Linked DNA regions of Homo sapiens: regions 1 and 3 are each linked to region 2. Evidence: chromatin loops called from intact Hi-C (ENCODE). Cell type or tissue: Calu3. All regions are shown on one strand. Links, peaks and the distances in the headings refer to the core of each region. The heading gives the core; the rest is flanking DNA. Region 1 holds the start of LOC105376080 (a long non-coding RNA gene). Region 2 has its middle 14 kb from the start of LINC01504. Region 3 overlaps TMC1 (transmembrane channel like 1).

Evidence for each region. Hi-C counts contacts between places; a loop is a spot of excess contacts. Peaks named below come from ENCODE experiments on the same cell type or tissue, not always from the same donor. Only the 100,000 strongest peaks of a DNase experiment are listed, where the experiment ranks them.
Region 1: it touches region 2 in a loop (3-fold over the local background); 12 of 110 quality-filtered maps call a loop at or near these places.
Region 3: it touches region 2 in a loop (6-fold over the local background); 32 of 110 quality-filtered maps call a loop at or near these places.

The regions. Positions count from the first base shown.
Region 1 is chr9:72,471,182-72,482,504 of GRCh38, forward strand. It overlaps LOC105376080 (a long non-coding RNA gene), which reads left to right and starts at 6,887. Exons shown (of 3, transcript XR_929925.3): 1 at 6,887-7,203; 2 at 8,073-8,245. RefSeq lists enhancers at 2,427-2,526, 5,872-6,166. In Calu3, for the core only: no CTCF peak of the experiment used is centred there; DNase peaks (open chromatin) are centred at 6,080 and 7,160.
Region 2 is chr9:72,286,928-72,296,527 of GRCh38, forward strand. No RefSeq gene overlaps it. Among named protein-coding and RNA genes, the nearest start is that of LINC01504, 14 kb to the right of the region's middle. In Calu3, for the core only: no CTCF peak of the experiment used is centred there; DNase peaks (open chromatin) are centred at 6,194, 7,604 and 8,234.
Region 3 is chr9:72,746,339-72,757,661 of GRCh38, forward strand. TMC1 (transmembrane channel like 1) reads left to right here. Exons shown (of 24, transcript NM_138691.3): 11 at 5,512-5,618; 12 at 8,448-8,546. Among named protein-coding and RNA genes, the nearest start is that of LINC01474, 120 kb to the right of the region's middle. In Calu3, for the core only: no CTCF peak of the experiment used is centred there; no DNase peak of the experiment used is centred there.

The DNA.
Region 1 (11,323 bases), core at 1,472-9,471, 180 kb after region 2:
TTGGGTAGTTCATCTGTTTTTATGGAAATAAAGCTCGCCTTTGTATGGATAATTTCACCTAGACCAATTTTACCAATTCTGGTCATGCAGTTCTAACTTCTTGCATGGTGGTTTCACTGGAACATTACCAAATTACCCCAGGCACATCATGGCTAAATGAAAAGTCATGTTCTTTGTCTGTAACCAGTGTCTGCCTCTTGAATTTCCTGTGTCTTTTAGTGGTTATTGTCATTGTCTTAGTTATTATAGCTTAGATCCACGGGGTCATTTTGGATCCTGTCTATTTTGCAGTGACAATTATTATTATTATTATTTTTTGCCTTCATTCTTTTCTATTCCTAAACATACTATACAACATTTGAGGTAAATTTAACTTTTAAAACATTCAAGCCCCAGGAGGCTGAGGTTGCAGTGAGCCAAGATCACGCCGTTGCACTCCAGCCCAGGCGGCAGTTGGAGACTCTGTCTCAAAAAAAAAAAAAAAAAAAAAAAAAAAATCAAGCCATCCACTAACTTTTCCAAAGTAATCTCCTGCTATAATCAAGATCAATTATCTTCTTCTCCCAGTGTAGACTACTTAATGTCTGCATTTTTATTTTCCAGTGTTTTTCACCCACTTCTTTCCAAAAATAATGGTCTTCTTCCTCTTTTCCACTTAATCTAATGATCTCTTCCCATCAAACTTCCTTCTCCAGAAACTTTCCCAGGTTACTGCAGCCTGTAGCCATCTTAATCTCTGAATGGCTGCCTCGACACTTACTATTTCCTTTGAGTCACACAGTGGCCCTATCAACTCAGTGTCAGACAGGCATAACAAAAGCAGACCCAGGATGGTCAGAGTAGGGGATGGGGATGGATGAGGATGAGGGATGTGAAGATGGGGGTGTCAAATGATAGAAGTGTGTTGACAGGAGGCCAAGAGCTGAAAGGGGATTGTGGCCAAGGTTAGATAGTGAATTTGCTCAATAGGAGACACAAATGTGAATAAAAGGTGCATGAAAGTCAATCTTTGGGAAAGCCAGGAGAACAATGAGAATAAGTATTGAGTTAAACCGAAATATCCCAACTTCCGATAAGATTTCTAGTCACTGTGTCTTGACTAGTGCACAGTCCCAGGCCACAGGGCAGATTAGGAGACAGAACATAGGTGTGGCATTTGACACATGGTTCCTAATCCCGGTTCTGCCACTTACTTTCTGTGTAATCTTGGGCAAATTACTTGAACTTTCTGAGCCCGTTGTTTTCATCTCTAGAATAAAGATAACAAAACCAAGATTATAAAGTCATCGTGATGATGAGATAAAATAAAATAATGTAGATAGGCTGGGCGCGGTGGCTCACGCCTGTAATCCCAGCACTTTGGGAGGCTGAAGCAGGCAGATCACGAGGTCAGGAGATCGAGACTATCCTGGCTAACATGGTGAAACCCCATCTCTACTAAAAATACAAAAAAATTAGCTGGGCATGGTGGCAGGCGCCTGTAGTCCCAGCTACTTGGGAGGCTGAGGCAGGAGAATGGCGTGAACCCGGGAGCTGGAGGTTGCAGTGAGCTGACATCGTGCCACTGTGCTCCAGCCTGGGCTACAGAGTGAGACTCCATCTCAAAAAAAAAAAAAAAAAAAAAAAATATATATATATATATATATAGATAGATAGATAGATAGATAGACAGATATAGATATAGATAAAGTTCCTAGTGGATGCTCAGTAATGGTAGCTATCAAATTTTTACTTGGTCTGAGAATAATTACTCTGATTACTCTGTAGCTATGAATGAAAACTATCTTTCTTATGATGTATAAAGAAAATATCATTACTACATCACTGTGTCAATAAAGCTTAGTGTTCATGAATGTCAGCCCATAGCTTAAGTATGTAAGAAATATTGCCTTCCTTTATTCCTTTTTTCCTTCCTACCTTCCCCTCTATTTTTTTCTTTCTATTTAATTTTGACTCCAATATAGACTGTTGGGAGTTTCAATCTCAATGATTCTTGGGATTCCCCACCTTCTTCAGTTTTACACCAAGGGTGCAGAATCTTTAACTGAGGCACTAGGCAAATCCTGCTACTCACTGGTCTCTGTCTACATCAAGTCCTGCTGAGATGCCTACCATGCCTAGAACTCCTTCCGACGTTTTCCACAATTGGACACCAGGGATCTTTGGTCAATCTAGGAATACTAGGTCTAAGTCTAGTGTCTTAGGAAACCACATGGAAATACGGAAGGAAGAAGGACAGAAGGAAGAAAGGGTGGAAGAAAGGAAGGAAAGAAAAAAGCCACTGGCTCAGGGTCAACTGGGTTTGTTTATTAGGCAATAGATTAACAGGTGAAGAAAGCCATGTAGTCTAGGTAGAAATGAAAACCTCTGGAGGAAAAAATAGAGTGGAAAAGAGCAGAAGGAAAAAGGCCATGGAAAAGCCTAAAGCCCAAACTATTGTAGAGATTTTTCATTTGCAATTTGCAAGTTTTCTTCTGGTAGAAGAGACATGCAATGTATAAAGGGTATTTCCAGTTGACTCAGAGAAAGAGAACTCATGGGTCATGTGAAGCAGGAAGAACATAATAAATGACTTCATGGTTTGGTCTTACTCTAACTTGATTACTTGACTTCATCTTGTTTCTTCACCTGTAAAATGTAGAAGTTCTAAACACAAACTCTTAAAAATATATTTGAATTCTAAAATTCTCTAAATCATGTGAATTGAGAAAGATAATTTTATAGGATGGGCTTTGCTATGGTTTTCAGAGTCATGACTATGAAAGAAAAATGAAGTCAGAGGCAAAATAATCTCTTCTTCTTCCCAGGTGCCATTCCTCTTTGACTGCATCTCTGTTACAGCAGGTATAACTTTCAGTTCTGATTTATGGCCTTTTACTGGCAAGTCTTATCTTCTTGTTTACTACCAGTTTAAATTCTTTAAGGAACTAATTCAGCTACCCAGACCTATCTTCCTTCTCTTTTCCCTCCCTGCTCATACATATTCTCCTTGAACCTAGTAAGCACAAACAATTTTTTCATAAGCAAATGGAAATGACCAGCTTTAAAAACTCAATAATTTCCTCTGAAGGTTACTCGTTGACTTCTCTTGGAAAGTTGTTTCTGTGGCTTACATCCTGACAAACTGAAACTGCTTTTGTCCTAACATATTTATTATTAAATTTTCACCACTGTGCTTAATGCTTTACAGTAATTTTCTCTTTTAATCTCACAACAACCCTGAAGAGCAGATCTGAATGCCATTTTGAAGACAGGAAAACAAAGGCCCACAGAGGTTATAGGATTTGCTAAAGATCATTCAGCTACTAAGGAGCAGAAGCAGGACATGATTCCAAGTCTTTCAGATTCCAAAGCCCACCTCCATATAGTAGAGGTGCGTTCTCAATTCTCTAAATACAGCTAATAGTAACTACTTCACAATTGGAAAGGCCAACTGATTTGTGGATATGCATAGAATAATAATAACGGTAAATTTGGAAACAAAACGACCTCTCCCCAAATCACTCTGAACAGAGTCTGATTTTTAGCAGCTATTTTGTGATATAACATACAGCATTGAAGTCTAGCCTTGAGTTTGTAATCATGGTGCTTACACAGGGTCATCAGGAGTTTGCAAACACAGTTACTCTGCTCTTAAGCAACAGAAGTTTTCAGTGAGAGAAAAAGGAAAACATTTTAAATATAAACATTTTGGAAAGAAACTGATGACCCATCCCATTAGAACGATTCAGACGGGAAATAATAGCCCTTTACTTTCAGCTTATTCTGAATAAGCAAGTATTTTCAGTGTGCATTCCATAATGACTCCCAATTCTCAGAACACTGAAAAACCTTTCAACAAACTCCAGAGGAAAATAAAGTCTGCTGTTGGTGAGACAGGGAACAAGATACCATCATCGCACAGTGACTGCCCAACTCTACAATAAACACATCAGGGAATATCTCCTGTATGTGTATGACACATTCTTAATCCACAATAAATATGTATTTGAACAGTAGATGTATTTTTCTTTCTAAAGAACAATTTTCTGTAGATATTTATGTCTGATTAAACATCAGAACAGAATCTACTTGCCTGTTCTCAGAAGTCCCTGTTTTACCTTAAGTATCCCTTTTTCATAATCTGGTTCAGTAACAGCTTTTTTGATTGAAAACTTCTTTTGGTTTGACAGTTTTTTTAATGTATGACATAAAAGTTTTAATTTAATATGCCAACTCATCTACTCTTTCCTCATTTATACTTTTTTTTTTCCCTCCAGTGGCACGATCTCAGCTCACTGCAACCTCTGCCTCCTGGGTTCAAGAGATTCTCCTGCTTCAGCCTCCCGAGTAGCTGGGATTACAGGCGCCCGTCATCATGCTCGGCTAATTTTTGTGTTATTAGTAGAGACGAGGTTTCACCATGTTGGCCAGGCTGGTCTCAAACTCTTGACCTCAGGTGATCCACCCGCCTCGACCTCCCAAAGTGCTGGGATTACAGGCATAAGCTACCACACCTGGCCTATACCTTTAAAAAATAAATAAATAAATAACTAGGCCGGCCAGGTGCAGTGGCTCACGTCTGTAATCCCAGCACTTTGGAGGCCAAGGCGTGTGGATCACGAGGTCAGGAGTTTGAGACCAGCCTGGCCAACATGGCGAAATCCCATCTCTACTAATAACACAAAAATTAGCTGAGCATGGTGGCGGGTGCCTGTAATCCCAGCTACATGGGAGGCTGAGGCAGGAGAATCTCTTGAACCCGGGAGGCAGAGGTTGCAGTGAGCCGGGATTGCGCCACTGCACTCCGTCCTGGGTGAAAAGAGCGAGACTCTGTCTCAAAAAAAAAACAAAAAACAAAAAAAAAAAACCAAACTGGACTGGGTGTGGTGGCTTTAACTGGACTGGGTGTGGTGGCTTACACCTGTAATCCCAACACTTCGGGAGGCTAAGGCAGGTGGACTGCTTGAGCTCAGCAGTTTGAGAGCAGCCTGGGCAATATAGCAAGACCCTGTCTCTACTAAAATCAAAAACAAATTAGCTGGGTTTGGTGGCACATGCCTGTAGTTCCAGATACTTATGAGGCTGAGGCAGGAGGATCACTTGAGCCCAGGAGATTGTGGCTGCAGTGAGCTATGATAACACACCCTGGCAACTGTTTGCTGCTACTGCTTATCTCACACAGGTGAGGAAAATGACCTCTCTGCGTGTCATTTCTGGCTCTATTACTCAAACTCTCTGACTCTAGCAATTATGGAGAATAAACAAAATTTTGGAGGAGAAAACATTAATTATTCACTTTTTGGTGAAATATGTCGATTTTTTGGTATATGTATGATTTTTAGTCTTTACATAGAATTTTCTCTATTGGATTTTATATTTTAGTAAATGAAAGAAAAATCTCATTTAAAAATGTGTGTCCTATATTCCTATTACCATGAGTTTCTACAAATTATAATAAAATCTTTTTACTGGAAAATATCTACAAAATAGCAAATTGATAAAGGAATGAGGAATATTTCAAGCTACTTCCAAGGATGATTGAAGTTTGACAAATTCAACTCCCAGAATCCATCATTTTTGAGGCTGATGGTTGTTTGTGTGTGGGTGGGTATGCACACATGTGTGTTTATGTGTGCAGAGATGATACTAAAAACCACAGATGACAAATTGGTGATTATTCTCACAGATATGTTTTGACCTCCTAGCATAGTATGTTGCAAAATCAAATTTATTGCAAACATTTATAAATCAGCAAACAACAAGAAAGCAGAATTCTGTAATCTCTTAGAAATGAGAAAATGTGGCAAAATGGGACCCTTAAACTCTCAATGCAAAGATTGGCTGGAGTTACGGAGAGACTGCAGAAGTAACCAGTGTTCATGATTTCCAATTATCTCATTCATCCTCATTGCTATGCATTACCTACCTGGCCCCTGTAGATATTTGAGTTTGAGGCCCTTGCTTTGAAGAAAACTCTGTGGGATTTCTTTCTAAAGTGGTCGATGACTCACTGATTTTATGGATAGTGACTCACAGTAGAGACATATTGGAGGTGTCTCAGGCCAGCTCACCAGCCAGGTGTAAAAGAAGGCTGCCTGTTAAGGAGCTCTAATAGCCCCACCCCTTCAGGCTCATGTGGATGAAGAGTCATATTGGAAGAGGCAAGAACAGCTTCACAAATCCTGAGGGAATGTGCCAAACTTCCATCCTCCTTGGAAGCAGCTTGAAATTGTACAACTGTCTTAACTTTCACTCATCAATGTACTGTTTTGTTATTTGACAATAAATGGGTTTTATTATAATTTCTAGAAACTCACTGAAGGTAGGCACAAAAAGGACATAGATTTTTAAATTAGGTTTCCATTCATTTATACAAAATCCATGGCCTGGATTGAGAACACAGCCTTTGCTTTCTTTCCTATTCTTACTTCTGGGAGGGAAGTTTCTGACTGTGAATATTGTCCTCAGAGGACTCTCATTTATTAATACAAAGGCATGTGTATATGTAAAAGTGTATGTAAACCAGCAGGCTTGGCTTGGCTTTCATGGAGCAAAACTAAGAGGTCTGGCAATTGTCCTGGTAATCACCTTGATAAAAACAGCAGATCTATTTCTGTTCCATGATGGATATTCTGGCTTTAAATTAGTTCAATTATTATGGTGCCTGAATTAATTAACCAGGTAATTCTGCAACTGGGAAAAGTCTCCTTCGAGATGGAGTGGGTATCTCCTGCTTATGCCTCTATTGCTATGTAGCTTTTAAGTGGATTAATTTTAGAAAGTTCAGCTCACAAAGTTCCTTTTCCCTTACTGACAGCCCTGTAAACTTGACTTTAGATCTGTAACGGATGTCACTACTTCAAAGAACTGTAATCCTGTGTTTGATACACTCCTCCTGCCCCCAGGACATTATCTGTGCGAGAGAAGGGAAGCCAGGAACCCAGAAATGGTCTGCAGGGAGGTGAACTGGAATGGCAATACATGGTACACGGAAGAGCTTTGCCTCTGACGATGACCCTCAGCTTTCCTGCTGCTCTCTTCCTAGGTTTTGTTTCTAAGTATCTGGGCTTTGAAGAATGGGGGTGGAGGGATTCAAAGAAGACTTTTAGGAGGAGCCAGTCCCACTAGCAGATATTGTTGCTCTAACTCTGCCTAAGGAGCAATTTCTGGCCCTGAGTCATGATCCCAAACAGGAAGTGCTTCTGAGTTCCTCCAAACAAGGTATGTGGATGAGGGGGTGGAGTTTAGTACACAAATACCTAGCTGCCAGCCTTTCATGTTTACCAGGGATCAAGAATAGGTCATTTAAGGTCAAAGATATATCCTTTCTTGTCACTCCAAAGAATAAATAGTGTTGTCTTACACTCTAGGTGAAATGCTGACTTGAACTCCAGAGATATATTTGCTTTGGAGTTTTTCTTTCTTTTTTTTTTTTGAGACTGAGTCTCGCTCTGTCGCCCAGGGTGGAGTGCAGTGGCGCGATCTCAGCTCACTGCAAGCTCTGCCTCCAGGGTTCACACCTTTCTCCTGCCTCAGCCTCCCGAGTAGCTGGGATTACAGGCACCCGCCACCACGTCCGGCTAATTTTTTTTTGTATTATTAGTAGAGACGGGGTTTTACTGTGTTAGCCAGGATGGTCTCGATCTCCTGACCTTGTGATCCACCAAACCTCGGCCGCCCAAAGTGCTGTGATTACAGGCGTGAGCCACCGCACCCAGCCGGAGGAGTTTTTCTTTAATGCTACCCAAACGCACTCTATAACTGTTATGGGCTTCAAAGAATTACATGAATAAAGTGGCTTAAATTTAACTTGTGTTCATGTTTGATCAGTTTTCTAGAGGAAAGTTTAAAGCCAAAACACTGGGGAATTGTGGGGGCAGGAGAGGGTAAAACAACTTGTTTCTTTCTGAGGTGCAACTAATATTTGAGTATAAATTGGTGTTTGAGTAGAATTGTAGAAAAACAAAATACAGGGTTGAAAGATGTTTAAGAGGTCCTGTCCAACTCTCTTCCTGAGGATGCATGAATCACCAGCCCACTCCGATTCATTCTCTCTGAAATGCTTCATCTTTTTTTTTTTTGTTTTTCAGGTTTTTGCTACTTCAGGAAACCATAGTTGTTGGCTGATTTAGAAAAATTACAGCAGCATTATACAATAAGAGCTATTTCTGCCCTCTTGTCACTAAAGTATAACAATATTGCGTCCGGAATTGGTGGGTTCTTGGTCTCACTGACTTCAAGAATGAAGCCGCGGACCCTTGCGGTGAGTGTTACAGTTCTTAAAAGCGGCACGTCCGGAGTTTGTTCCTTCTGATGTTCGGATGTGTTCGGAGTTTCTTCCTTCTGGTGGGGTTCGTGGTCTCGCTGGCTCAGGAGTGAAGCTGTGGACTTTCGCCCTGAGTGTTACAGCTCTTAAGGCGGCGCGTCTGGAGTTGTTCGTTCCTCCCGGTGGGTTCATGGTCTCGCTGGCTTCAGGAGTGAAGCTGCAGACCTTCCTGGTGAGTGTTACAGCTCATAAAGGCAGTGTGGATCCAACGAGTGAGCAGCAGCAAGATTTATTGCAAAGAGCAAAAGAACAAAGCTTCCACCTTGTGGAAGGGGACCCGAGTGGGTTGCCACGTTGGCTGGGCGGCCTGCTTTTATTCTTTTATCTGCCCCCACCCACACCCTGCTGATTGGTCCATTTTACAGAGAGCCAAGTGGTCTGTTTTGACAGGGTGCTGATTGGTGCGTTTACAATCCCTGAGCTAGACACAAAGGTTCTCCACGTCCCAGCTAGATTAGCTAGATGCAGAGTGTCCACACAAAGGTTCTCCAAGTCCCCACCAGAGTAGCTAGATACAGAGTGTCGATTGGTGCATTCACAAACCCTGAGCTAGACACAGGGTGCTGATTGGTGTGTTTACAAACCTTGAGCTAGATACAGAGTGCCGACTGGTGTATTTACAATCCCTTAGCTAGACATAAAGTTTCTCCAAGTGCCCACCAGAGTCAGGAGCCCAGCTGGTTTCACCCAGTGGATCCCGCACCAGGGCTGCAGGTGGAGCTGCCTGCCAGTCCCGCGCCCTGCGCCCGCACTCCTCAGCCCTTGGGTGGTCGATGGGACTGGGCGCCGTGGAGCAGGGGGCGGCACTCATCAGGGAGGCTCAGGCTGCACAGGAGCCCATGGAGTAGGGGGCGGGGAAGGCTCAGGCATGGCGGGCTGCAGGTCCCGAGCCCTGCCCCTCGGGGAGGCAGCTAAGGCCCGGGGAGAAGTTGAGCACAGCAGCTGCTGGCCCAGGTGCTAAGCCCCTCACTGCCCGGGGCCAGCGGGGCCGGCTGGCCACTCCCAGTGTGGGGCCTGCCGAGCCCACGCCCACCCGGAACTCGCGCTGGCCCGCAAGTTCCACGCACAGCCCCAGTTCCCGCCCGCGCCTTTCCCTCCACACCTCCCGGCAAGCTGAGGGAGCCGGCTCCGGCCTTGGCCAGCCCAGAAAGGGGCTCCCACAGTGCAGTGGTGGGCTGAAGGGCTCTTCCAGCGTGGCAGAGTGGGCACTGAGGCCAAAGAGGCGCCAAGAGCGAGGGAGGGCTGCGAGGGCTGCCAGCACGCTGTCACTTCGTAGTATCTAGTATGTAATAGACCTTACACTGTAAGAAAACTCTGTTCTTAGCTGAGTAAGGAAATTCCGAAAACAAGGCCTCTACCTGTGATTTTTGAACTGGGAACCGTCAGGTCAGTTTCCTGCATATCTAGGAATACAAATAATGTTGCCTTGGGGAATAGACTTGGAAACACAGGAAAACACTTTCTGTACATTATCATTTCCATTAATTTGAGCAAGTGTTGATCAGAATAAATTATTTATGTGAGCACTGGGAGCTGCCTCCCTATGCGCAAGGCAATCTGTTAAAGATTTGCTATCATGCTAGTGAATGGGGGGAATGGAGTAGTACATTTTATGAGTCATAAATGGAGCATTAGTCCTCATGTTTGCATTTGGAAGTGAACTCTTGGTGAAATGTACTGTAAAACAAAACAGAGCATGGAAAACCAGATTCACTAATGGCATAAATCAAAATAATGGAAAAAAGAAACCTCTGGTAATATGCCAAATATGATAATCACACTGCAGATTAGCCATGATCATTAAGGCAGAGAGGGATTTGAACTGTGGAAGGATCGGCTGACCCATGTTTTCATTTGATTTCTAACAGAATGTGTCTCTTTGCCATAGCTTTTCAGAGAGGGCATGTGAACGTCAGTAGAGAAGAGCATGAACAGAGTTCATGTGGTTTTCCTACATTTATTAGAGTCATTGCATTTTGCTATAGTGTCTACAGGCAAGGTATAGCTTCCAGGGATAACCAGGTAGTTCCCCTACAGCAAATAAGTGACAGTAAGAACAATTAGAACAATTTTTAGTCTAACTGTTTCACAGACATTATTGTATTTAACGCATGCAGTAAACCTGTGAGGCAGGTGCACTATCATTAACCCCATTCTACATTTGGAGAAACTGAGGCACAGTAAAGGTAAGTGCCGCGCTCAAGGTCACACAGCTAGCAAGTAGAAGAGTCAAGAATCAAACCCAGGCAATAAAGTTCTAGGCATTATACTCTAAATCATTGAGCTAAACAATTTTGAAAGATTTTGTTTTGCATTTTACAAAGTTATCTAAAATTCACCTGCATTGGATTTCTTAGGGGTGCTTCTTAAAATGAAATTTCGCAGCCCAGTACATCAGATAACACAGTCTCTGGAAGCTGGGCATAGTTGGAAGATTAACAGCTCTCTTGTATAGCAAAGTTTGAGAATCTCTGTTCTAGTGAGTGTGGGAGGGAGATAGAAATTCTTTTTGGTTTTCTGGGCCCAAAAGATGCCTTGCAAAACTCTCTGAATTTTATATGTAAGTTTATGTCATCTGCAAATAGAGATAGTTTTACTTTCTTTCCAATCTGAATGCTTTTTATTTCTTTTTCTTGCCTAACTGCCCTGGCTCGACCATCCAGTACCTTGTAGAAATGATGAGAGTGAACAACCTTGTCTTGTTACCGGCTCTCCAGATTTTGAAGGGAAAACTTAAATGGGTTTTTCTTAATATATTGAGAATTCACTGTTGAAGATCATAGCTTGGTGTCTGCCATTCCTAACCTGGATTCCATCAGAAGATGCCTACACACCAGAAATACCAAATATCCTTCTAATTCATTCACAGACAGGAAGTATGGTCTTCCCAAAAGGACACCTGGCAGGAAAGCCAGGCATACATAGATTCTTATAGAGCACTAATGAATGTGAATGAAAGTCATCAGCTCTTGCCCTCCAAATTCAGCGTAAGGACTAGGTATGTAAATGATCTCT
Region 2 (9,600 bases), core at 1,601-9,600:
ATCTGGATGCCTTTTTTTTTTCTTGCATAATTGCTCTGGCTAGAACTGAAAGTACATTGCTGAACAGAAGTGGTGAGAGAAGACATCCTTGTGTGTTCCTGGTCTTAGGATGGAGCAGCTAGTCTTTCACCTTTGGGTATGATATTAATTGAAGTTTTTCATAGATGTCTTTTGTCAGGTTTAAGAAGTTCCCTTCTATTTCTAGTTTGTTGAATGCTTTCATTATTAAATACTGTTGAATTTCATCAAATTTTTTTCCATATCTACTCTGATGATCATGTAATTTTTGTCCTGTATTCTATTAATATAGATTATTACATGACTGATTTTCAGATGTTGAACATTCATGGAAAAAAATCACATGTCATGGTGTATATTTGTATATGTTGCTGATTTGGTTTGGGTTTGCTAGTGTTTTGTTGAGGACTGGACATGGAGTCTTTGATACATATTTGTTGAATGAATGAATGAATGAATGAATGTTTAGAGAGGGAAGGCCTTACTCATATAGGCAAGACCTACAATACATGCACATCATTTTGGGAAATTCAAGGATATCAGATTAAGTAGCCCTGAAGAGCTTAGCAAGATATATTATTGCAGAATCACCATGTGGAAAGGAGGTAGTTACATTGAAGCAGACAGAACAGTGATCAGAATCAAAAGATGGGGATGATAGCCTTACTTTGCTAATTCCTAGCTAAAAATCTTATGTATTTAACTTATTTTAACAGGCTCCGTTTCTTCATCTGTAAAATGGAGGTGACATGTTGGGGGTAAGCTTGGGAAAGAATTATATTTAATTTAATAATCTTGCAGATACCTTCTAGCTCTAATAATTTATAATTATCTAAAATGCCATGTGAAAAATAACAGATGTTGGTGAGGATGTGGAAAAAAGGGAACACTTGTGCACTTTTGGTGGAAACGTAAATTAATATAACCTCTGTGGAAAACTATACAGAGATTTCTCAAAGAACTGAAAATAAAACTGCCATTCAATCCAGCAATCCCACTACAGGGTATCTACCCTAAAGGAAAACAAATATTATATCAAAAGATACCTGTACACATATGTTTATCATAGCACTATTCACAATAGCAAAGATAAGGAATCAACCTAAGTGTCAATGGATGATTGGCTAAAGAAAATGTGGTAAATATACATAATGAAATACAATGCAGCCATAAGAATGAATGAAATCATGTCTTTTGCCACAACATGGATGGCACTGGAGGCCATTACCTTAGGTGAAATAACTCAGAAACAGGAAGTCAAGTACTGCACATTCTCATTGACAAGTGGGAGCTGAATAATGTGCACTCATGGACATAGAGTACAGAATAATTGACATTGGAGACTCGGAATGGTGGGAGGGTGAGGTGGATGAGGAATGAGAAATTATTTTATTTTATTTTGTTTTTTTTTTTTTGAGACTGAGTCTCACTCTGTCGCCCAGGCTGGAGTGCAGTGGCACAATCTCGGCTCACTGCAAGCTCCACCTCCCAGGTTCACACCATTCTCCTGCCTCAGCCTCCCGAGTAGCTGGGACTACAGGTAACCGCCACTTCGCCTGGCTGATTTTTTGTATTTTTAGTAGAGACGGGGTTTCACCGTGTTAGCCAGGATGGTCTCTATCTCCTGACCTCACGATCCGCCCGCCTCAGCCTCCCAAAGTGCTGGGATTACAGGCGTGAGCCACCGTGCCCAGCGGAATGAGAAATTATTTAGTGGGTACAATGTACATTCTTTGGGTGACAGTTACACTAAAAACCTGGACTTCACCACTATGCAATATATCCATGTCACAAAACTGCACTTGTACCCCTGAAACTTACACTAATAATAATAAAAAGAGAAAACAGCTTACAATGCATTTCCAAAAGTAAAATAAAAATAAAATGCCATGTGAAACTCAATTTTAAGGAGAACATTTTATATGTTTTTGTAGTTCTCATTTAATGTCTCTGGAGTAGTTATGGGGAGAAAGATGATAAATGATTTTAACACAGTATAAAAATGTAAAGTCTATTTATAGGAGCACAGAAAAGAAAGTGGCTAGTCCTCTTTAAGGGAGTATGATTAAAATTAAAGAAAAGATGGCACTTGAGTTGGGTCCTGAGACATGAATAGGAGTTTGCCAGCTAGAGAAGGCGGAGTAGAGAGATGATATTTTTCTGTTTCTGCTACTACATCTCCTAAGTTCTTACTTTAAAATTTTTAAGAGGTAAATATTTTACTTGCTACTGAAATGTTTTTATAAATACTTTGTGAAAGAAAATCCCTTGGTCTAGAAAGGAATTTTGTATCTACAGAGAACTCAATAGTGTATTCTTATCTTGCTGCTGAAGTCTGAATTTTCTGGACTGGGTATGTGATGGAAGTAAATTTGAACAGGCAGTATATAAGTCCACTTTCATACTGCTGATAAAGACATACCTGAGACTGGGCAATGTACAGAAGGAAGAGGTTTATTGGACTTACAGTTGCACGTGCCTGGGAAGGCCTCACAATCATGGTGGAAGGCAAGGAGGTGCAAGTCATGTCCTACATGGATGGCAGTAGGCAAAGAGGGAACTTGTGCAGGGAAAGTCCTGTTTTTAAAAACCATCAGATCTCATGAGACCCATTCATTATCACAAGAACAGCACAGGAAAGACCCACCCCCATGATTCAATTACCTCCCACCAGGTCCCTCCCATAACTTGTGGGAATTATGGGAACTACAGTCTGAGATTTGGGTGGAAACACAGAACCAAACTATATCATTCCGCCCCTGGCCCCTCCCAAATCTCTTATCTTCACATTTCAAAACTGATCATGCCCTCCCAACAATCCCCCAAAGGCTCAACTCATTTCAACATTAACTCAAAAGTCCAGAGTCTAACGTCTCATCTGAGACAAGGCAAGTCCCTTCCACCCATGAGCCTGTAAAATCAAAAGCAAGCTAGTTACTTCCTAGATACAATGGGGGTACAGGCAATGGGTAAATACAACTATTCCCAATGGGAAAAAATGGCCAAAACAAACAAACAGGCCCCATGCAAGTCCAAAATCCAGCAAGGCAGTCAAATCTTAAAGCTCTGAAATGATCTCCTTTGACTCCATGTCTTATATCTGAGTAATGCTGATGCAAGAGGTGGGTTCCCATGATGCTGGGCAGCTCTGCCCTGTGGCTCTGCAGGGTACAGCCTCCCTCTTAACTGCTTTCATGGGCTGGTGTTGAGTGTCTACAGCTTTTCTGGGTGAACTGTGCAAGCTGTCAGTGGATCTACCATTCTGGGGTCTGGAGGATGGTGGCCCTCTTCTCACAGCTCCACTAGGCAGTGTCCCAGTAGGGACTCCATGTGGGGGCTCCAACCCCACATTTCCCTTTCATACTTCCCTTGCAGAGGTTCTTCATGAGCGCCCCACTTTTGCAGCAAACTTCTGCCTGGACATCCAGGCATTTTCATACATCCTCTGAAATTTAGGGAGAGATTCCCAAACTCCAATATTTGATTTCTGTGCACTGGCAGGCTCAATACCATGTGGAAGCTGCCAAGGCTTTGGGCTTGCACCCTCTGAAGCAACAGTCCAAGCTGTACCTTGGCCCCCTTTAGTCATAGCTGGAGTGGCTGGGACACCGGGCACCAAGTCCCTAGGCTGCACACAGCAGAGGGACCCTGAGCCCAGCCCATGCAACCATTTTTTTCCTCCTAAACCTCCAGGTCTGTGATGGGAGGGGTTGCCATGAAGACCTCTGACATGCTCTGGAGACATTTCCCCCATTGTCTTAGGGATTAACATGCAGCTCCTTATTATTTATGCAAATTTCTGCAACTGGCTTGAATTTCTCCCCAGAAAATGGGATTTTCTTTTCTTTTTTTTCTTTCTTTTTTTTTTTCGAGATGGAGTCTCACTCTGTCACCCAGGCTGGATTGCAACAGCACAATCTCATCTCACTGCAAACTCCGCCTCCCGGGTTCAAGTCATTCTCCTGCCTCAGCCTCCTGAGTAGCTGGGATTACAGGCACCTGCCACCATGCCTGGCTAGGTTTTTGTATTTTTAGTAGAGGCTGGGTCTCACTATGTTGGCCAGGCTGGTCTCAAACTCCTGACCTCGTGATCCACCTGCCTCGCCCTCCCAAAGTGCTGGGATTACAGGCGTGAGCCACTGCGCCTGGCCAGGATTTTCTTTTCTATCGCATTATCAGGCTGCAAATTTTCCAAATTTTTATGCTCTGCTTCTCTTATAAAACTGAATGCCTTTAACAGCACTCAAGTAACCTCTTGAATGCTTTGCTGCTTGGAAATTTCTTCCATCAGATACCCTAAATCATCTCTCTCAAGTTCAAAGTTCCACAAATCTCTAGGGCAGGGGCAAAATGCCACCAGTCTCTTTGCTAAAACATAACAAGAGTCACCTTTGCTCCAGCTCCCAACAAGTTCCTCATCTCCATCTGAGGCCACCTCAGCCTAGACCTTATTGTTCATATCACTATCAGCATTTTTGTCAAAGCCATTCAACAAGTGTCTAGGGAGTTCCAAACTTTCCCACATTTTCCTGTCTTCTTCTGAGCCCTACAAACTGTTCCAACCTCTGCTTGTTACCTAGTTCCAAAGTCACTTCCACATTTTCGGGTATCTTTTCAGCAACACCCCGCTCTACTGTTACCAATTTACTGTGTTAGTTTGTTTTCAGGCTGCTGACAAAGACATACCCAAGACTGGGCAATTTACAAAAGAAAGAGGTTTATTGGACTTACAGTTCCATGTGGCTGGGGAGGCCTCACAATCATGGTGGAAGGCAAAAGTCAAGGAGGAGCAAGTCACATCTTATGTGGACGGCAGCAGGCAAAAAGAGAGAGCTTGTGCAGAGAAACTCCCGTCTTTAAATCCATCAGATCTTGTGAGACCCATTCACTATCATGAGAACAGCACAGGAAAGACCCGCCCCCATGATTCAGTTATCTCCCACTGGGTCCCTCCTACAACACGTGGGAATTATGGGAGCTACAAGATGAGATTTGGGTGGCGACACAGAGCCAAACTATATCAGGAAGTAAGACATATAATTTGGGGGGGCCTTCATTTAATTTATAATTTTCTTTTTTTTCAAGATGGGGTATCACTGTATTGCCCAGGCTAGTCTCGAACTTCTGAACTAAAGTGATCCTCCTACCTTGGCCTCCCAAAGTGCTGGGATTACAGGAGTGAGCCACTGTGCTCAGCCTAATTGGTGGTGGGGAGGAGGAGGCTCTTTAAATGATAATAAAGAGCTGTCAGGTTGCTAATAATAATAAAGGGTAATAATAATAAAGATAATAATAATAGTAATAATAATAAAGAGGTAATGATAAAGAGTGTCAGGTTGGTCTTTAACAGAACGACATAGTTCTTTCCAATTTTATTTGTCATGTCACCACTATTCCATCAGGGGGCAAACTTTTTACATGAAGTTCCTTCATAAATAAGATTTCATGTCCTTTTTCATGGACTTCAATTTTTGTGTATTTATCACTGTCATAATTTGCTTAGGGTGGAGGAAGTAGAAATTATGTAAAAGAAGGCTATTCCTTAAATCATAAAGGACAAGAAATCAGAGAACATGTTCCCCAACAGAATGAAAATAGGTAGTAATGAATGCTCAGCAGTAAGACACCATCCACAAAAGCTGTGTTCAGGCATGAAGGGGTAACGTGGAGATAAGGCAATGACTCAGAAAACCCAGAAAACAGAATGCCCTTTGAAAGCATTTTTGGACCATTTATGTTCAAGTGAAGATTGCTTTGACTTAGACCAAATACAGTAATTGCTTGATTTTTTTTGCATTTAGATATCTTTCCATAGATAAATAATGAGCAGTGTATTCATTATGACTACTTGTATACATCATGGTGGGGTAAGATTATTAGACAAGAATTTAAGGGACTCAACTTAGATTTTTCTCTTCCCTCTCCTTACTTATTAACTACTTCCCTTTGCCGGGTCTTATTTTTCTCAAGCACAAAATGGAGATTTTGTCATTTGCTGACCTCACTGGGTTGTTGAGCTAATCAAGTGAAATAACACATATCAAAGAGGCTATTAAAAGAAGTAAGTTGCATACATGTAAGTTGTTTTTAAAACAAGAAACACTTGATGTCGCAACCATCCTCTTGCTGGTAGGAGACCATATTCTCAAAGGCCACAAGTAAGAGTGCATTGCATAGCCTTACATTTCTTGGAGGGATGCCAGCTGCACTCAACACTTTCATGTAAAAAGCATTTATCACTGAGGCACAAGATCTCAGCTAACCAAAGACTTTTTCTCATTGGAATGGCAAGTGCAGGTCTTGTTAGTGAACCGTGTAAGAGTCAGAAACTAGTCCCCCAAAATTATAGCGGTATTTATATACACATTGTAATTCATGAGCACTTGTTCTGTGTCAGGCACTGGGTTTAGGCACAGGGAATACTTCAGTGAACAAAATAGATGAAAATTAAATGTTTATGAGGTTTCTTATTTGCTCATTTAAAAGCCTTTAGTTTAGGGAAGTTTGCAGTTTCTCTATGTACATATTTACTTAGAAATGATGAGGACATTTCGAATCTTTAAATACAAATATTGATTTTAAAAAATTCATCTCACTCTTGGGCAAAGTTTCATGAAGAAATCAGTTTCATCTGTGCTCAATGCTAGTTATTCAGCATCCATTACCGAGGGTCTAAAAAGGTGGATGTTAAATAGAGTAGCTTCTGGTTTAATCTACATCTTCACCATTTTCCAAGATTTTTTCTCTTTTTTTCTGAAAGTTCTTCTCTATCCCCTTCTTACAAGGACTTGAGAATAAATCACCTCGTAATAAGCATTTAATAATAACTAACACCAGGTGCAGCGGCACATGCCTGTAATCCCAGCACTTTGGGAGGCTAAGACAGGAGGATTACTTGAAGCCAGGAGTTCGAGGCTGCAGTGGGCTATGACTGTGCAACTATACTCCAGCCTGTGCAACAGAGAGAAATTTTGTCTCAAAAAACAAACAAACAAACAATTTGCACAGTGCTTTTAATTCACAAAATACTTTTTTCATTCATAATCTCACTTGAGATGTCCAACAATCTTGTTCCTAGACAATATTTCCATCTTGCAGTTGAAGAAACAAAGGTTCAGGGATAGTAAGCAACCTACTCAAAGGTGCATAGCTAATGAGAGGCATTGCTCAAATTCAACATGCATTTTCTGTATCCAGATCTCAAGACCCTTTCCGAAGGCCACCTCTTTCCTGTTGCTTTAGAAAGTAAACACATCACCAGAGTCTTTGGTGTTCCAGCTTCTTTTTAGGCATGCCTAAGGTCAGATTGTCAAGAAATTTGTTATAGTTATTAAAAAGTTATGAGCAAGTGGGGCGCGGTGGCTCACGCCTGTAATCCCAGCACTTTAGGAGGCTGAGGCGGGCAGGTCACCTGAGATTGGGAGTTCGAGACCAGCCTGACCAACATGAAGAAACCCCGTGTCTACTAAAAATATAAAATTTTTAGTATTGTGTTTAGGGTGTGGTGGCACATGCCTGTAATCCCAGCTACTCAGGAGGCTGAGGCAGGAGAATCGCTTGAACCCGGGAGGCGGAGGTTGCGGTGAGCGGATATTGCACCATTGCGCTCCAGCCTGGGCAACAGAAGCGAAACTCTGTCTCAAAAAAAAAAAAAAAAAAAGTTATGAGCAAGTTTTAAAATATTTCCTCCTTTAAGTTTGAGTGAGTTCCTCAATCTGAGAGTCTAAAGGTTAATGGAATCAATAATTAACACTGCTGGTATAAACTATGCCCCAGGTCTACTTCCTTATTTACCCTCCTCTCCAACCCATACTGCAAAAATGCATCAGTGTAAGATTAGGAAAGGGAAGATTAGGAAAGGGAATTTCTTCCAAGTACTCTGTATGAAAGCTATGTTTAAGTGGAAGAACTTTTAAAACTGACTCTGGTTTTTATTTTATTATTTAAAGTAAGAGATATTAATAGTCAGTGAGGCAACAGATAGAGGTCTAGGAGCGAGGAAGAGCACTGATCATCCATTAAAATCACATATCGAGCAAACTGTACTCCAAGGCTAGGAATGGCCAACTTTAGGAAAAGACTCAGAAAACTAGGAAAAAAACAAATAGGAAAACAACTGAGCTGGTTTAGAATGTGAGGCAGAGCTGGGCATTTACCGACCTTGGGGAGTGTGTCGTTGGGTAATTCACATTTTTGAAATTCTGAGTAACTGGCTGGGCGTGGTGGATCATGCCTGTTATCTCAGCAATTTGGGAGGCCGAGGAGGGTGGATCGCTTGAGCCCAGGAGTTCAAGACCAGCCTGAGCAACATGGTGAAACCCCATCTCTACAAAAAAATACACACAAAAAAAATTTTAGCTGGACATGGTGGTGCATGCCTGTAGAGTTACTCAGGCGACTGAGGTGGGAGGATCACCTGAGCGTGGGAAGTCGAGACTGCAGTGAGCTCTGATCATGCCATGGCACTCCAGCCTGGGCAACAGGGTGAGACCTTGTTGAATGAAAAAGAAAAAAAAAAAAAAGGAATTCTGAGTGACTGTGAGTGATCTTCACGCACTTACTGGTGACCACCTGAACAATGCCCAAGGTGGACATTGGATGTGCATGGAAGAAATCAGATAGTGAGGAAGAAAATTAAAGAAAGGAAAGAAGAAAGAGAACAGAAAGACGTAGGATTAGCCATGCACTCAGCGCTCACCGCTCCCCATCTCTGCTATGGATGTCCTAGCCCTGGATTAAGAGGAGATGGGATTGAGAATTTTATATCCTTGTCCTTTTTGCTTCTGTCAGACTCTTATGTTTCCTGGGCCCACAGCAAACATTTATGGGTCCAGGGCAAGAATACAAAGGGGAACCATATATGGCCAAATATGTTATGTCTACATATTTAAAATTTATAAATCAAGTGGACACTGACAAATGGCATATCTTGAAAAATACACCTTTTAATGAGCTAGCAGGTCAGGTTTGAATTGAGAATTGTCAGAATTGTCAAAGTTTTACGTTACAACATGGTGACATAGAGAGAGCTAGCCCTGGCCCTCACTAAGGTATAATGCTTACCTCCCTACTCTTGAACCCTCTGTCCTGAATCAACCATGAAGGAGAAGGACCATATGTGAGTGGCATGGATACCCTGGACCACCCTGGACCACGCATTCGAGCTCTGTCTACACCACACAGGCAGCACCATCTTGGTTATGCTATGGCTAGGAGTTTTCGCACCAGTGGCTCAGTCTCCTCTCCAAAGGACAGACGTGAGGATGAGGTCTTCAGAGGCCCTGGGAGAGGCCTTATGACATTCAGCCAAGGGTGGGAGGGGAGATTGCTGGATTCCAGGTGGGCACATCCATTTGGCCTCATGAATTTCTTGCTCCATTAGGAGAGACGTGGCTTGGGGAGAGCCAAAGCAGAACTCTCTAAATTATGTGCCCAGGACAGGAACTCTCCTTGCCTGGCTCTAAAAGTGATACTGCTATGTCCTGGTGTCCACTTGATTTTCAAATCACACAAAATGCATAGAACGTTCTGTTTCAAACAGCTCTGAAGGCAGGAGCTTATGTGCTGCCATGCAAAATATGC
Region 3 (11,323 bases), core at 1,307-9,306, 460 kb after region 2:
GACAGCAGAGACTCTACCCTCATTGATCTTACATCCAAATGTGTTAATGTATGTATGCTTGGATGGGGAAGACAGAATATAATATAAGCAAATAAATAATGACGGTAATTGTGGATTGTAGTAAGTGGCATGGTCAAAAGAGGAGCTGTTGCCTTCCATTCCCAACAGCCTTTCTAATCCACTTTTCCCCACTCTCTGCTCAGTATCTAGATAATACCAAATAAGTATTTTTAAAATGTGGCTAAAGGAGTCCAAAATTAACAGCCTTTACTGAGTTTTCCCAAAGCTCTGTCCAATAATTTGCAGAATCAAGAGCGGGACCCAAATTAGAGTCTAAAATTCATACTGTTTCCATCTTGATTCCAGTAAGACCTAGATCTCTTTATTAGTGTGAAGCGGATTCTCACCTGATGACTCCCAACTCTGTTTCACTTAAAAAATAGATTTGATAATTCCTGCCACAGAGGATACTGTGACGTTATGCATCACTTGGGAATACTGTGGGGTTTTACTGTCACGTCAGCCTTAAGGGGATCATGCCTAAAACTCGATGGTTGCTCCTGTGGACACATCTTATTCATCTCATTGAACTGTGTATTTTTCTGAAGCAACTGCATGTTTGTACCCCCAGGAAATATAATCTATACCCATTGTGATGCCAACATTATTATTAAGACCATAAATTAAATAATTGAATGTATTTCTAGCTGGGGATTACAAATTTTTCTCAGGATCAAAATCTACTTTTTCCTAATAGTAGATTGCATCATCAAAATTATAGTTTCAGAAACCTATTTTTTTTCAGACAGGAAATAGCTTTGGATAGGCAAGCCAAAGCACAGGGCTTAAACCTTATGTTTCCTTGCTGCCCTAAGGATTCTAGAAAATACAAATCAAATTTGTCACATTTAATTCCCTACCCCTAAATAGTTCGAAAAAATTGTGCTTCACATTCTAGCCTAACATGATGGTATTTATATTGTAGTCACACAGCAGGTCATTTAATTGGTCTTTTCCCATTTAGAAATACTCATATTTATCTGCTTGTCTTATTACCCATCTATTCAAGAGGAAATGATGTGTTATGACAGACTACAAATTACTTTGCCTTAATAATAAACAACCAGAAAGAGAGTTGAAATTTTAACTTTAATTTGAAAGAAACAAGAATATTCAGGAACAAGAATATGCTTAAGCATAAAGCCTCAGTTTAATACGTATCAGAGACTCTGTTTTTTGGTTGTTGTTGTTGTTTGTTTGTTTGTTTGTTTTTTGAGACAGAGTCTTGCTCTGTTGCCCAGGCTGGAGTGCAGTGGCGCAATCTCGGCTCACTGCAAACCTCTGCCTCCTGGGTTCAAGTGATTCTCCTGACTCAGCCTCCTGAGTAGGTGGGATTACAGGCTCCTGCCACTATGCCCAGCTAATTTTTGTATTTTTAGTAGAGACGGGGTTTCAACATGTTGACCAGGCAGGTCTTGAACTCCTGACCTCGTGATCCACCTGGCTCAGCCTCCCAAAGTGCTGGGATTACAGGAGTGAGCCACCGTGCCTGGCTGAGACTCTGTTTTTATACATTAATAATTTACTATGGAAGCAGCATTTATCAGTCTGATTAAAGAAATAAGAATTGGTCATTATGGGCATCAAATTTGTGAATCTGACTGGCTTTAGCTGATTGATGGATATTATCTATACCTATTGTTTCAGAAACACATATTCATTGCATGTTTATTGTATATATCATAGTCTTAAGAAAATTAATTGAACTATGTTTTACTTAAAGGGCCATATAGCAGTGTGGTTAAGAGAGATCTAGATTTGGAGTCAAACACCTGTAGCTCAAGACTGCCTGGTTTAGAAGCCTGGCTTCCTTGTTTACTAGCTATGTAGCCTATAGATCTAAGTCTCTGTAAAATGGGAAAACAATAGTTCCCATTTCGTAGGGATTTGATGATCATTAAATAAGTTAATACATATAGATCAAATTGGTGTTTGAAACAGTGATTCACTAAATGTTACCTATTATTAATCAACTTTTGATTCAGTCAACAACTGTGTTAAAGTTTTTGTTTCCTGATTCATAGTGGGACTAATAATACTTAACCTCATTAAGTTCTAGTGGCAGCATAATGAGTTGATGCTGATAAAGTTCTTGGAACACATAACTGACCATCAAGATATACTAGCTATTATTATTATTATTACTCATTTTGCTTCCTTACACTGAGAGATTAAGTATGTTAAAATTGCTATTCTTTTCATTTATGCTCTTTTAGTCACACTAATCAGGCATTTCTTTTTAGTGAACATCAGTTTTAGTTAACAACATCCGGTAGGATAGAACCACTAGATAAAAGGGATAAAGAGGGAAGATTTCTTCTTTTTTGTTTTTGTGTTGAGACAGGAAAAACTGGAGTTTTATGACAACTTGTTGTTTCATTTTCTCTACTTTAAGATCTTCATTTGTTTTGTTACTGTGTTTTCTCCTCTGCTATTGATAGGTCTAGTGTGGAAGAAACTTTGTCTTCTGGATTTCTTAGTCTCTTCCACCTGTGTCTGGGTCTTTCCTATAATCGTTCTAGTTTTAATGAAATCTATTGGCCTGCAATTCATTTTCTTTACACTTAAGATTCTGTAAAGACTCAACCTCCAAATAAAATAGTTGTGAAGCCACTCTCAAATCTGAGAACTGGAGTTTGGAAGTTTTGGACTCTAAAGTATATTTCATTATGATGCTTAAGCATGTTGGAGGAGGGGATACTTTCTGAAACATCTTAATTCACTTCTGTCTTTTGCATTTAAGTATATTTGTACCCTACACGCAAGAAATTCATTTGTCAGGGATTGTGTGTAGGTGCTGAGAGGATGGGCCGTGGCAATAATTAGAAAAACAAAAGCATAAAAAGTGAGGAAGGAAGAAAGGAATGGTGGGTTAGTATCCTATATGCGGGATTTCATACTGGAAGATCTTACATGCGATTCCAGGGAAAAACTTACATTGATACCTAGTGACCAAGGCTTTCCTCCAGTAAATGAGTAACTGTAATGAGTAACAAACTGTAAGTCCACTGCCTTCAATAAAACATGATGAGTGAACCTGGCTGAGCAGCCCTCAGGTAGTCGTTACCAGAGAATGTAGATAACGGCCATGAAATGGTATGAAGTCACTGGGAGCCAAGTGGGTGATCAGATGTCCTAGGAGAAGCAGACCAGTGCACCTGGTGACAGTGCTGGGCTGGGCTGAGGTAGGGTGGGGTGGGGTTGTGTATCAAAACCACACACCCTTAGAAACCTTATAGAACTCTGCACCCCTCGGCAATGTGAAATCAATCCAAATTCTCTTGTGAGCATAAAGAAAAATATTGACTTCAAAATCATTGATTTTTTCCAAAATATCCATTTAAAGATTGACTTCTTAAGTTTCTAAAAAAAAACCTGCCACTGTTTTACAGGAATAAGAAAGATGGTAGGTAAAGAATAGACAAAGGGGCCAGGTGCAGTGGCTCACTCCTGTAATCCCAGCACTTTGGGAGGCTGAGGCGGGTGGATCACGAGGTCAGGAGTTGAAGACTAGCCTGGCCAACATGGTGAAACCCTGTTTCCACTAAAATTACAAAAATTAGCCAGGTGTGGTGGTGGGTGCCTGTAATCCCAGCTACTCAGGAGGCTGAGGCAGGAGAATTGCTTGAAACTGTAAAGCAGAGGTTACAGTGAGCCAAGATTGCGCCACTGCACTCCAACCTGGGTGACAAGGGCAAAACTCCATCTCAAAACAAAACAAAAAAAGAATAGACAAAGGTCCAGAAATAGAGGTGTTACTGTCCTGTGAGGCCGGCCTCATCTAAGTAAGTAGAGGCTGGAATTTGCTACCCATGAACCTTCCTTTTCCATTGATAATGCTTCCCCACTGATAATGTTTCAAAGCCAGAAGGCTCCAGAAAATCATTGGTCAATAGAGATGTTTAGCTGAATGTTAGCTGAATGGGACAGAACACATGGGCTGATGCAGCCAGGGACTGAAGGTGTTTGTTGTTTTTTCTTGGGCAACTGACAATGATAATTTGGAAGATTGGGAAAGCTAGCAACTTGGTGCTGAATCTTAAATGACCGTCAAAGAAACTTTTGCTTTTGTAAATCTATGAAATCTGAACCTAAGACTTAACCTCTTCATTTTTCTTCTTCCACTCTCTGCTTTAAGAGGGTGCTTTTTTTTTCTCTCTCTCCCAATGAGAATTAACCAATCACTTTACTTTTCACTTCTGGGGGCAGGGGTGAGTTGACTGAACATTCTTGCCTATTGCCTATTCATTCCCCAAAGCTGAAGTGGTTTTTTAAAAGTCATGCTCATCACCCCTTCCTCTGGCCCTAATGCTTAACACCTGTCAATGACTTCTCCTTACATTTTAAATAAAATTCTCACTCTTTACCATGGGTTGAGAGGCCCCACACACTGTGGTTTGGCCTCTCCATCCTTATCTGTCACCACTTTCCCTCATTCATGTACTCCAACTGCACAGGCCTGAGTTTTATTCCTCAGTAGTCCCAAGCCCTTGCCCCTTAGGATCTTTGTTCTGGCTTTTTCCTCTGCTTGAGCTGCTCTTCCCCAGCTCAGCATGTTGCTGTCTTTTCTTCAAACTTCAGATCTCTGCTTAGATGACATCTCTGATGTTCTTTCCTTGACAAAACTTTCTAAAGCTACCCCTTTCAATACTTTCCCTTCCCTCCTGTAGGACCTGCTATTATCTCTATCTCTATCTCCTGTCATCTACATCTATAGCTAATGTCTATGTCTGTATCTCTATCTCTGTATCTTTCTATGTATCTTACATATTTGTTGTATCCATACCTCACTAAAATGTAAGTTCTATTATAGCAGCACCCGTATCTATGACATTGTGCTTCACATCTAAGATAATTTCTGGCATAAGATGTGTGGAGTGAATGAATGAATTTCAGCTTTTATACCATCCCTGTAAAATTCCAGTAATGGGGGAAACAGCACAGAACTGCTTGTAAGATAACTATCCGTAAAGGATGTGGTAAACTCTTTTTGAGAAGAACATTGTTTGCCTGAGAAAAGGAAGAGAAAATAGCAGTAATTATAATTATAGTGATAGCTAATTACTAGCTAGGCACTGTAGTTACCTTTACATATATTTGCTCAGTTATCAGTATTAACTCAAGAAATAAAATGCACTCTGCAGGTGGCAATCATGGCTGCTCAGCAAAAGGCAGCTTTCCCTTGGATGGACTATGATGGGGTAGGTCACATGCAGTCTGCATAACTGCATTCTACGTACCTTCTACATTCCACATGACAGGGAATGCTTCCATCATGATTAACATTTTCTCTTCCTGAATAGAGAGAAAAGAATGCTATAGCCTATAAATATAAAAAGGACCAATGCCTCACAATTAATGGATTCATTTTGAAGGCAACCAAGACAAAGCTCTTTTTGTTTGTTTGTTTGCTTTGATCTCTCTTCAAACTTTTTATTTTCTTTGTAATAGGTCAGTTTGGCTCCTCAGTGGCCTCATACTTCCTCTTCTTGAGATGGATGTATGGAGTCAATATGGTTCTCTTTATCCTGACATTTAGCCTCATCATGTTGCCAGAGGTGAGATCTGACTTCCAGTTTACAAAACATGCTGAAAAATGTTTCTCCTAGAAAAGTATTTATCTCTTCTTTAAAGTAGAATAATTAACTGGCTATTTTCACGTCTTAGAGTCATAGGATTTGTAATGAGATTAACCTTCAAAATGGTGCCCATGGGCCAAAGCTCCCAATCCTTGCACTAAAGGGGGTGTAAGCCTCTTGAAATTATATAACTTATGTATAATTTCACATGTATGTTTAAATGTGTATTTTTATGTGGAAAGTTTCATGGCTTCTTTCAGTTTCCCAAGGGGGTCCCTGTTCCTAAATGTTAAAAACTATTGTTCAAGAGGAAGACTTTGACACCTTGTGAGTTGTATTTCTTTATTTTGCCAAGTTAGCTTTGAAAGAAATGCTTCCTTAATGCAACTCAAAGCCTCCAGATTTTCTATACTGAAGAAACACAAAATGAACATTTTCCCCCTAAGATACAAAGTAAGATAATGCCCACAACACACACACACACACACACACACACAAATAGTGGGATGGGATGAGAGTGGGATGGGATGATGAGGTCCAAAGTCAGAAACTAAAACACATAGAGGGTCCAAATCAAAGAAGACAAAGCCCTGAGCTAATGTGGGGAAAGGGTCAGCTGAGGCCAAAAAGCTAGACTGAGGTCAGAGCCTTCACTCATATGAAGTTAAATGATTCTGACACCTTTGAATGCTTACCTTACAGAAGTTGGATTAGGTTTTAGTTAACCTACAAAGGACCTTTTAGGACCAGTATTTCAAAGCAAATTTGGTCCATACAGCATTGACAGTGGCCAAAATTTGGTGGTTTTGGGTGACTTTTTATCCCGATAGCTTCAAATCAGTGCCAGTTTCTATACTAAGACTCCTATTAACATAATAATAATAATAATGCTTTACATTCATAAAGAGATTTGAGCTTTTAATAGTACAAAGCACTTTCACTTCTTTTACTTACTGTGCGTCACAACAAATTTATGATGTAGACTGTAGAAGACATTTTCTTCACCCATTTAAAACATGTAAATGGAGTCACATAATGCTGATGTGACTTAGCTAACATCTTGGAATATATTTTTTTATTAAGCTGATCTAGGACTAGAACCCATGATTCAATCCCTTTCTCTAAGATTTTGCACTTTAATCCACTAGTTTTATAATCCTTGAGATAATTCCAGAGCTTCTAAAGTTGTCTGGCTCGTAGAAGACAGTGACCAAAGATCAGAGGTCCTGTGTAGTTTATTTCCCAAGTGCACACTTTCAGGTAATGAAGCTGAATGTGTGTATTTTATCTATTTCAAATTAACCCCAGCTTTTTTTTTTTTTTTTTTTTTTGCTTACCTTTCTAAGGAAATCTGAAACTCCTCCATTCCATCACTGGCTACTATGACGTTACTTAGTGTCAGATGCAGGTATAAATGGAGTTTTATCAGCAGCATTTATTCTTTCCCCCACACCATGCTGCCTCCATGTGGAGAAAATGAAAGGCTGTTGCTGATTTATTTGAATAATACGAAATTACAGAATGTCTGCTATGTAGTGGATGGAGTGCCTACGTGTTAGGTTGGATGTATTCCAAGAGCTAGGAAGCATTCTGTCTTTGGATACCCTTTTATAGGTTGTATTAGGTGCTGAGGGGCATCCTGTTTTCTGGGCAATGATTACCAACTCCAGCAAAAGAACAAGAGAATGGACACCCTGCATGCTGACTTTGCAGAACCACCAGAGGCCAGGGCAGTCATCTCCTGGCAGCAACGCTGTATTTTTCAGCTGCCTCTACCCGACGGGCTCACTCAGTATTCCTCCAAGGCAAATGCCCTTTTGCCCCAAGGTCCTGTGTCCCTGGGCAAGCCTGAGACCTTGATCTCCTTTGTCCTCTGTGCCCCCGAACTTTGGGGCGAGACAGTGTGTCTGGAACCCACCTTCTATTCTGTTCGGACCAGGAAGCCAGATGGGCCAAAGGCCTACTTTGGGAGGTTGTGCAGCTTGTGCACAGGGAGTGAGCAGAGATTGATGTCCAGCCCTTGTTCAGTCAAGCTCTGCACCCAGGCTTCAAGCCATATTCATCTTCTGTTCCCAGCTTTAGGAGGGAAGTTTCCATCTCACAGAAGAAGCAACATCTGCTTGGTAAGCTATGGGGGCTAGAAAGGTGCTCTTTCCAGTTCTCACCAAGGCACCTTCCTATGACCCTATTCTTGCCCTCTCACTGGCCCACTCTTCCCAGTACTATTCTCCCTACCGTTTTTCTCTTCCAATCTGGTAGCATGAATTTGAGGCAGCAGTCCTGAATTAGTGATGAAGCAGACACCATAATCAGGGTGCAAGTGTTCTCACGTTGCAGACACCCACAAATTACATGATTGGATTTCCTTGAGTTCTCTCTCTTGACATGAAGGACAGAATCTCCCTCCACCCTCACTCCTAAGGGGTATTCTCTTATGAAAGTGTGGGTAAGATTGTTTTGTTGAGTCCTATGTGACTCAAAAGGCTACCTCTCTCCTTTCCAGACTTCCAAGTCAGAACAGTTTGGTGGTGGTGGTGGCAATGGGGTCCTCAGAAAGCCCTCTGGGGAATGTGGTTGACCTGACTGCTGGTGGTCCCCTGAACTTGGAATGCAGGGTCCTTTGCACTCCCTTTGTTCTTACCTCTGGATTTAGTAGTCGATTCCCAGAAAATGGGACCCCACATGGAGACCCAAAGAGTCCCCATAAAAATGTTTCAGAAGGGCTTTTAAACAAAACCATTTGTGATCACATGTGTGGCTCAGACTTTGTTTCTAATTGTTCACTGCTTTCTTTGCTTCTTCATACAGTACCTCTGGGGTTTGCCATATGGCAGTTTACCTAGGAAAACCGTTCCCAGAGCCGAAGAGGCATCGGCAGCAAACTTTGGTGTGTTGTACGACTTCAATGTAAGTGTCTCCACACAAGTGTATTGGTGGGAGGATGGATTTTTATTTAGTTTATTTTATTCTGAAACCCACGGCCTCCTCTCCTGGGTCAGGCTGAATGTCTTAAGAAAGACGTCCCTGCTCCCTTTAAGAAAGAAAGGAAAGAAAGAAAGAAAGAGAGAGAGAGAGAGGGAGGGAGGGAGGGAGGGAGAGAGAGAGAGAGAGAGAGAGAGAAAGAAAGAAAGAAAGAGAAAGAAAGAAAGAAAGAAAGAAACATGTCCCTTTATATAAATGTGACTATGATTTAGGACAATGGTAATATGATTATATGGGAATATAGACTACTGGATAAAGGTGAGCTCAGAGTTCAAAGACTTGAAGCAAATATTCTTATCACTGACTTTGGAAAAGAATAAAGGAAGAGTTTGCAAATGTGCTTTTTGGAAAATCTTGTTGGATTCCTAGGGAATTAAAACTTTTACACTTCCTATTAACCTCTTTACTTCCTAAACAAGCCTCCTATTTAGTATTACTCAATAGTTAGTACTAAATAAAGCTAAATATTGAAAACTAAGAAATACTAAATTCTAACTTTTAAATAATACTAAAATTAGTATTATTCCATTGTAGTATTCAAATGAGCATTACTCCTTGAGCTCCCTTAGGTAGAGATTATTACTATGGAAAGGAGTTATTTCTGTCCATTGAAAAACCATTTTGGACTATATGATTCAAGTCTTCGACAACAATGTAATTCCACATATTCTTTTTTTAAGTAGTGACTAGACTAGAAATGTCTGGAAGCATATGCGTGGGAAAGTAGCCAGGTTGAAATTGAGGAATTGATAATTCAAGTAATTTTTGGAGGCTAGACAATGAGAATAAAATTTTATACAGATTGCAGAATGAAGGAGGGAAAAGCAGACTGCCTGTTTATAGTGTTAATATGTATATCTCACAAACATTTTGATTTCTACTTTTAACCTCCTTAAATTGTGAGTTTCCCAAAGAAGAGATCAGGTCTGCTACATCTTTTCAGCCCGTAATCTAGTCCTCATCCACTACAGGCTAAATGAATCTCATTGACTGAAAATCCTGAGTGAGGGGGATGATTCATAGAGCCTTGAAGTAAGAACCACAGGACCAGTTTATGTGAGGAGTACCAGAACATGCAAACCTTAAGAAAAGTTTCCCATCTCCGAATGAACAAAGCAAGCTATTGAGTTAGCATGAGGCACAATGATAGCAACAAATATGTGGCATTTGTAATCTTCAATCACCCCTGTCAGTTGGACTTTCCATTTCAATTCAGCATTTTTTAAACTGAATTATAAACTTGCATAGGTTTTACAAAGATGAATGTGACATGATTCTTGACTTCAGGGTACTCGTGATATTAGAAGGAAGACACGTAAGCAACCAGTATACAAGATGCTGTGCACAAAGTTAGCAAAATTTAAAAAAAGGAAAAAAGATCCTGGGGAACTGAGCAAGTGGTTCTTATTTCTTCTTAGGCGGGTCTGGGTTTTACAGAAGAGATGGCCTCTGAGTTGGATTTTACCTCTCTTTTCTATCACTTCTAGATTTTATTTCTCTTTTCTACCACTTCTAACTTCTTCCACCTCTTCCTCCTCCCCTCCCTTTATCCCTCCCTTTATTTATCTCTCTCACTTTCAAATTTCAAATAATGCATTACTATGTCCCTTTACCACTGTTTTAATTTCTCATTCTCTTCCTCTGATTAGCAAAATGACAAACTTCCAGTCTGCTTAATAAGAACAAGGACGAAGATCACTGACTTTTTCTGTTTTTTAAGGCATAGCAGAGAAAGGAAGGACTAAAAATATGAACAAAAGGTCTTTTGATTTTTATATATAGATTTCTGAAGTTTAAATACTTCTGAATTTCCCAATGCACTGAAATGGAAAATTTTGGGCAAAAATGTCCATTTGAGATTTGAAAGTTAGTGACTCAGTTGAGGAAGACAAACAGAAAAGTTGCTGTAAGAGAGTTACTAATGAGTGGACAAGAGGGTCTGAGAGGCAAATTCAGGGGAAAGTAGAGGGAAAGGGTTTGGATGATGAGTGTGCTTCCCAAGATTGTATCACTGCCCTTGACAGCTCTCTCACATCCAGTTTGGTGAAATATGATTTGTCGGTCAGCAGGGGATACAGAAACCAGAGTGTTCTATGATAGTTATTTCAAGGCCTGCCTGAAAACAATACTAAGGCAATGAGAGAAATTTTAAAGGTCAAGAAAATATAAGAAAGCCATTACACTGATTTTATTCACTTACAGGCTTGCTGCATGCTGGTATCAGTCATTAATTTGGTATGCATCATTGCTGGGGTTAGTAGTGATTTTAATAGCTGTATTTCTCCAATGTCTGCATCATGCAGTGAACTGTGATTGGTAAGTAAGGTCCCTCACTTCACAACCCACTTCATGGTGGGTATTTATATCTGAGACTAAGCTCGAGTGTTCTTATATGTGAAATGGAGAAAATAATAGTATCTACCTCAAAAAGCATCAAGTGAGATAATGCATGAAATAGCAGATAGCTCAGAGTATGTAGCACACAGTACAGGCTGAGTATTCCTTATCCAAAATGCTTGAGACCAGAAGTGTTTCATATTTCAAATTTTTTCAGATTTTGGCATATTTCCGTATACATAATGAGATATCTTGAAGATGACATTGAAGTCTAAACACAACATTCATTTAGTTTCATATACACCTGTACATATAGCCTGAAAGTGATTTTATCCAATATTTTAAGTAGCCTTGTTCATGAAACA